Linked DNA regions of Homo sapiens: region 1 is linked to region 2. A link is an interaction called in ENCODE POLR2A ChIA-PET data of the cell type or tissue named here. Cell type or tissue: GM12878. All regions are shown on one strand. Each heading gives the region's core, and the rest is flanking DNA. Links, peaks and the distances in the headings are about the cores only.

Region 1 (3,679 bases), core at 488-2,987, 100 kb before region 2:
TTCCATTGTATGGATATACCACATTTCATTTATCCATTCATCAATTGATGGAAATTTGGGTTTCTGATTTTTGGCCATTATGAATAGTAGTGCTGTGAACACATATGCACATATTTTTATGTAGACAATGTTTTCAGTTCCATTGAGTATATACATACCTAGGAGTAGATTGCTGGGTCATATGGTAACTTTATGTTTAGCTTTTTGAGGAACTGCCAAACTTTTCCAAAGTAGCTATACCATATTATGTTCTCACTGGCAATGTGTGAGAATTCCAGTTTGTCCACATCCTTGCCAACAATGGTTACTGTCTTTTATGTTAGCCATCCTAGTGGGTATGAGGTAATATTTCATTGTGGTTGTTTGTTTGTTTTTCAGGTATTAATGAATTTAAAAGGATTTAAATCAAGGAATGTTCTCCAACTACAGTGGAACTAAACCACATTAAAAAAATAAAAAGGATAACTGGAAAATCCCAAAATATTTGGAAACCATATAGCACACTTACTTCTAAAATTGTGGTAGAATACATATAACATAGAAATTATTGTTCTAACCATTTTTAAATGTACAATTCAGTGGTCTTAAGCACATTCACATTGTTCTGTTTATCTACAGAACGCTTTTCATCTTGCAAAACTGAAACTCTGTATTCATTAAACACTAACTCCCCATTTTCTCCTTCCCCCATGCCCCTGACAATCATAAATCTACATTCTATTAATTCAACTGCTCTAGTTACCTCATATAAGTGGAATTTTACAGTATTTGTCCTTTTGTGGCTGGCTTATTTCACTTAGCATAATATCCTCAGGGTTCATCTGTGTTATATCATGAAAGTAAAAACAATTTCCTTTCTTTGTAAGACGGAATAATATCCTGTTGTATGTGTATACTTTCAGTGTGGTTTTGATTTGCCTTCCTAATGACTAATGATGTTGAGCATCTTTTCATGTGCTTATTGGCATATTTTATGTCTGCTTTGAAGAAATGTCCATTCAAATATTTTTGCCCATTTTTAGTTATTTGCCTCCTTATTCTTGAGTTGTAAGAATATTTTTATTCTGGATACTAGTCCCTTATCAGATGTATGATATACAAATATTTCTCCCATTCTGTGGGTTGTCTTTTTAATTTCTTGATAGTGTCTGTGAAGTACAAAAGTTTTTACTTTTGATGAAGTCAAATCAAATTTATCTGTTCTTTTTTTGCTTGCACTTTTAGTGTTATATCTAAGAAATCTTCCTAATCCAAGGTCATGAAGGTTCATGCCTATGTTTTTTGTTTGTTTTGTTTTTGTTTTTTGTAGCAACTGGGTTTCCCCATGTTGCCTGGCTGATCCTGACCTCAAGCAATCTGCCCACCTCAGCCTCCCAAAGTGCTGGGATTACAGGTGTGAGCCACCACACCCAGCTGCTGTCATGCCTATGTTTTCTTTTCCTTTTTTTTTTTTTTTTTTTTTTAAGACAGAGTCTCGCTCTGTGCAGTGGCGCGATCTCGATCTCGGCTCACTGCAACCTTCCGCCTCCAGGGTTCAAGCGATTCTCCTGAGTAGCTGAGATTACAGGTGTGCTATATCACGCCCAACTAATTTTTGCATTTTTAGTAGCGACGGGGTTTCACCATGTTGGTCAGACTGGTCTCGAACTCCTGACCTCGTGATCCACCCGCCTCAGCCTCCCAAAGTGCTGGGATTACAGGCGTGAGCCACCGCGCCCAGCCGCCTATGTTTTCTTCAAAATTTCATAGTTTACACTCTTAGATTGAGGTCTTTGATCCAGTTTGAGTTAATTTTTATGTGATGTGAGGTAGGAAATCCAGCTTTATTCTTTTGCATATGAATATCCAGTTGTCCCAGCACCATTTGTTGAAGTGAGTATTATTTCCCACATTCGTCATAGCACCCTTTTCAAAAATCAACATAAATGTAAGGATTTATTTCTGGACTCTCAATACTATTCCATTCATCTATATGTCTGCCTGCTGTAGTTGAGATGTTTGTCCCCTTCAAATCTCATGTTGAAATTTGATCCCCAGTGTTGAAAGTGGGACATAATGGGAGATGTTTGAGTAATGGGGCCAGGTCCCTCATGAGTAGATTAATGCTCTTCCTGGGGGGTGGGAGGGTCAATGAAGTCTTACTCTATTAGTTCCCTGGAGAACTGGTTGTTATTTTTATTTATTTTTTTTGAAACGGAGTCTTGTTCTTGTCGCCCAGGCTAGAGTGCAGTGACACAATCTCGGCTCACTGCAACCTCTGCCTCCAGGGTTCAAGCAATTCTCCTGCCTCGCCCTCCCAAGTGGCTGGGATTACAGGCACCCGCCACCACACCCAGCTAATTTTTGTATTTTTAGTAGACACAGGGTTTCACCGTGTTGGCCAGGCTGGTCTCAAACTCCTGACCTCAGGTGATCCGCCCGCCTCAGCCTCCCAAAGTGCTGGGATTACAGGTGTGAGCCACCGTGCCCGGTGAGAACTGGTTGTTAAAAAGAGCCTGGTACCCCACCTCTTCCCACCCCTGCCTCACAGTGGAAACAGCCTAAGGCCCTCACCTGATGCCAGTGACAGTCTCATGCTTATACAATCTACAGAATCATGAGTCAAATAAACCTCTTTTCTTTATAAATTACCCAGCCTCAGCAGGTAGTTCTTTTTTTTTTTTTTTTTTTTTTTTGAGACAGAGTCTTGCTCTGTTGCCTAGGCTAAAGTGCAGTAGTGCGATCTCGGCTCACTGCAACCTCCACTTCCTGGGTTCAAGCAATTCTCCTGCCTCAGCCTCCTGAGTAGCTGGGATTACAGGCACCCACCACTGCGCCCGGCTAATTTTTGTATTTTTAATAGACGGCGTTTCACCGTCTTGGCCAGGCTGATCTCGAACTCCTGACCTCATGATCCCCCCACCTCGGCCTCCCAAAGTGCTGGGATTACAGGTGTGAGCTACCACGCCTGGTCCTCAGGTAGTTCTTTATAGCAACACGAAATGGTCTAAGCCACTATCCTTATGCCAGTACCACACTGTCTCAGTTACTGCAGCTTTGTAGTAAGTTTTGAAATTGGGAAGTGTGAATCCTTCAACTTTGTTTTTCCTTTTCAAGATTATTTCTAGCTATCCTGGGTCCCTTATGTTTCCATGTAAATTTTAGTATCAATTTTTCGATTTCTGCAAAAGCACTGGGATTTTGATAGAGATTGAGTTGAATCTGTAGATCAATTGGGTAGTAATATCATCTTAACAATGTTAAGTATTTCAATACATCAGTAAGGGATGTCTTTCCATTTATTTAGATACTCTTTAATTTCTTTCAAGAATGTTTTGTAGATTTCCATATATGTCGTGCAATTCTTTTGTTAAATTTATTCCTAGACACTCTATCTTTTTGATGCTATTATAAATGGAATTGTTTCCTAATTTCATTTTCAGTTTTTCATTGCTAGTGTATAGAAATACAATTGATTTTTGTATATCAATCTTATATCCTACAACCTTGTGAGACTGTTAATTAGCTCTAGTGTGTGCCTGTGTATGTTTCTTAGGACTTTTTGTATACAAGATATGTCATCTACAAATAGAGGTAGTTCTGCTTTTTCCTTTCCAATCTGAATGCCTTTTCTTTCTCCTGCTGTGGATAGACCCTCAAGTATAATATTGAGTAGAGTGGTAACAGCAGACATCCTTGT
Region 2 (3,671 bases), core at 1,172-3,671:
ACATAAACTCCCTGGGCCTCCATCTTTCCATCTTCAAAATGGAAATAATTAAAACCTACCACTACAATGTGATCAGAATTCAATGAGTCAAGGTGGTTAGAGCACCAAGCACACTGTTTGGCATATAATAGATGTTCAATAAATATTACTTCTCTCCCTGAAACAACAGCAAGAGATTGTGGTGATAAACAGTTAAGTGTTGAGTTGTGGGCACTGACTGCCACCCCCTAAGCACCTGGGTCTACTTCAAGGGCCTCAGTGACAGTTGAGGATTGAGAGCCTGCACTGTGATGGTGAGAATTAGTGTTTGTGTGCACCTATGCAAATCGCTCCATTTTCTTTCTCCACTGCCACAGGCAGAAGCATAAGATTCTTTATTTTCTATCTCATGTCCATGCTACAGGACTCTGCTCTGTAACTGTAGTTTGTTTTTTGTTTGTTTGTTTTGGTTTGTTTTTTTGAGATGGAGTTCTACTCTGTCGTCCAGACTGGAGTGCAGTGGCACGATCTCGGCTCACTGAAACCTCTGCCTCCTGAGTTCAAGTGATTCTCCTGCCTCAGCCTCCCGAGTAGCTAGGATTACAGGTGCCTCCCACCACGCCCAGTTAATTTTTGTATTTTAAGTAGAGACGGGGTTTTACCATGTTTGCCAGGCGGGTCTCGAACTCCTAATCTCAGGTGATCTGTCCTTCTTGGCCTCCCAAAGTGTTGGGATTACAGGCGTGAGCCACTGCACCTGGTCTAACTGTAGTATTTTTATTTCTCTAATACAAGTCAAAAATTAAATTAGAAATCGTGATCAATTGCTACCATTCTTTGCACCAAAGGTGCTTTCTCAGTCCTCGCACAACCCTATGAGGTAAGTACTGTTATCATTCCCACTCCTACAGATGGAGGAAGCTGGGGCTCTGAAAGCAAAGGAAGCTGCTTGAGGCGATGTGGCTGGTCAATAGTGGGGCCAGTGTACAAAGGAGCACAGCCTGGGCAAGATGGCAAGACCCTGTCTTTACCCCCAAAAAAAAAAAGTTTTTAAATTAACTGGGCATGGTAGCACACACCTGTAGACCCAGTTATTCTGGAGGCTGAGGCGGGAGGATCCCTTGAGCCCAGGAATTGGAGGCTGCAGTGAGCTATAGCCAGTGCTACACCAGTGCACTGTAGCCTGGGAGAGAGAGCAAGACCTCGTTTCTAAAAATTAAAATTAAAATTACAAAAATTTAAAAAAAAAACAAGGGAGCAGAATTACTAGCACAGCTGCTCTGGACTGGATGTGAGCAAGAACAAACTTTGATTCAATCCATGGAAATGTTAGAGTCTCCTTGGTCTCTGCCGCTGAGCCTACCCTAGGCTAATTCATCTCACAGCCCAGGAAGCTGGGTTTAGAAGGGTATGGTCCCCAATTTAGTGATGAAGGACTGAGGTGCACTTGTGGGAACCACAGACTTCGCCCAAGGTGTTGAGTTCACTCAGGAAAGAGAACTTCGGCATCCCCAGCCATCGGTATCCCCCTACTCCATGAATGTAAACTCAGAGAGACCCTCCATATCATATCCCTAGCACCTAGAGCAGTTCCTGGAGCATAGCAGGGCTCAGGCAATACATGCCAAATGAAAAAACAAATTAATGAATACAGGCTGGGCGCGGTGGCTCACACCTGTAATCCCAGCACTTTGGGAGACTGAGGTGGGTGGATCACTTGAGACCAGGAGTTCTCGACCAGTCTGGCCAACATGACAAAAACCTGTCTCTACTAAAAATACAAAAATTAGCCAGGCATGGTGGTGTACACCTGCAATCCCAGCTACTTGGGAGGCTGAGGCACAAGAATCGCTTGAACCCATGAGGCAGATGTTGCAGTGAGCCGAGATTGCGCCACTGTCTACCAGCCTAGGCGACAGAGCAAGACTCTGTCTCAGAAAAAAAAAAAAAAAATACAAACTCATACACAATAGACACATCCCATGCATAAGTGCTAGAAACACTCAGTTATAGACAAGCATATACAATGAAGATACTTAAGCACACGCGCACACACTTGTGCACAATACACACCTGTGCCCACATACACAAATCCATACCCAAACTAAAGACACACACAAACACGTGTATGTATACAAAGATGTTATGGGCAACATATACAATACATATATGCACAAACACACACCTACTCACCCTCACACACATGCACAGTGACCCTCCACAATGATTCTGGGCCCAGGAAGCAGTTTGTCTACCCCACGAACCCCAGCTTGTTTGAAGCTCGTCAGGATGTTCCTTGCAGACCCCGCTTAGCCAGCTGGTGACTGGCCCCCGCCTCCTGAACCTCCAGGCTTAGGGCCGGCCAGGCAGGCAGGCTGCATCTCTGGCAGCCCCTCGTGGGTGGGCAGGCAGGCAGGCAGTGGACGCAGAGGTCACTGGGGTGAGAGCTGGGGCTGCCCTGGCCTCCCTGCTCTTGGCTGGAATGTGAGCTGTAGGGGCCACTTCCCAGGCCTCGCTCCTCCCCCACAGCCACCCACCAGCCCCAGGCCCAGCCAACTCGTGACTCCCAGTCCTGCCAGGTTCCTGCAGCCTGGGAGCTGGACACAGAAGGCAGTGAGAGGAGTGGTGGTAAAGAAAGATCCAGAACCAAGGGAGGGCACACACAAACGCAGAGAGAGAGGCACAGTCTTCACCCACAGAGACAGACACACACACGCAGAGACAGGCAGGCGTGCAGACTCACAGTCCCACCGAAAGATACACATTCAGACACTTCCAAACACACCCAGATACACAGCGGACACGAACAGATCACACAAGCATACAGAGATACAGAGAGACCTGACCCCCACACAGAGGCGTATTTGGAGGTACAGTAGTCACACGTACTCAGACCACACAGAGGCTCAGATGCACCGCTCATGGATATTCACAGACCCGCAAATGCCCATGCACACGCGCAGATGCACACAGACCCCCGCGCAGCGTACAGTTCCTCCTCGGCCAGGGACCAGGAGGAGATGCCTGAGTGAGACCACTCTCTACCACAGGGGGCTGCCCCGCAGGGAGGGCCTGGGAAGACTGCTTCCCAAGGAGGCAACAGGCCTGATCCTCCAGCCAGGTGCCCTGAGAGGTTTCCTGTGGGAGGCCCACTGTGTCCGTGCCTGGCTAGGAGGGTGGTAGGTCGGGTTAGAGTTCTGGAGTCACGTAGGCTTGGGTTTTGTCTCTGCCAGTTCCTCGGACACACAGATGCGCGCACACACACAACACACACACACTTTCCAAGAATGCCTATGTCCATTCGACATATGCAGGCAGGGGTGCTCTCGGAGCCTCGGTTTCTTCATCTATATAACCTGGCTAGGAATCCCTTGGCCCCCTAGGGGTGTGGGCATGGCTGCCTTCCCAGGCATCCCGGACGGCCCTTCCTGCAGAGGCGGTTAGATCATGAGCCTTGACGGCTGACGCTGGACTCCTGGATGCCCCCATCCCAGGTGACCGCCCTGAGAGCCGAAGCAGGGCTGTGGGCCCTGTGGGCGGGCGCGGCGCGGCCCGGGGAGCTGCGGGCTGGGCTCGGCGAGGCGTCTGGACCTGCCGAGAGCCCCTCGCACGCACTGCGGGCTCCGGCGCTGCGGGCTGGCCGGGCGCTGCGGGCTGACCGGGCGCTCCGGGAACTCGGCTCGGGAACCTCG

The links. Peaks named below come from ENCODE experiments on the same cell type or tissue, not always from the same donor. Only the 100,000 strongest peaks of a DNase experiment are listed, where the experiment ranks them.
Region 1: POLR2A ChIA-PET joins it to region 2 with 9 read pairs; 17 of 35 experiments call an interaction of 5 or more read pairs at or near these places.

The regions. Positions count from the first base shown.
Region 1 is chr14:75,056,961-75,060,639 of GRCh38, reverse strand. All of the region lies in intron 2 of ACYP1 (acylphosphatase 1), which reads left to right. Among named protein-coding and RNA genes, the nearest start is that of ACYP1, 5.2 kb to the left of the region's middle. In GM12878, for the core only: no CTCF peak of the experiment used is centred there; no DNase peak of the experiment used is centred there.
Region 2 is chr14:74,955,676-74,959,346 of GRCh38, reverse strand. It overlaps a transcript of PGF not described here. Among named protein-coding and RNA genes, the nearest start is that of PGF, 1.9 kb to the right of the region's middle. RefSeq lists a silencer at 3,604-3,671. In GM12878, for the core only: no CTCF peak of the experiment used is centred there; no DNase peak of the experiment used is centred there; H3K4me3 peaks cover 78 bases.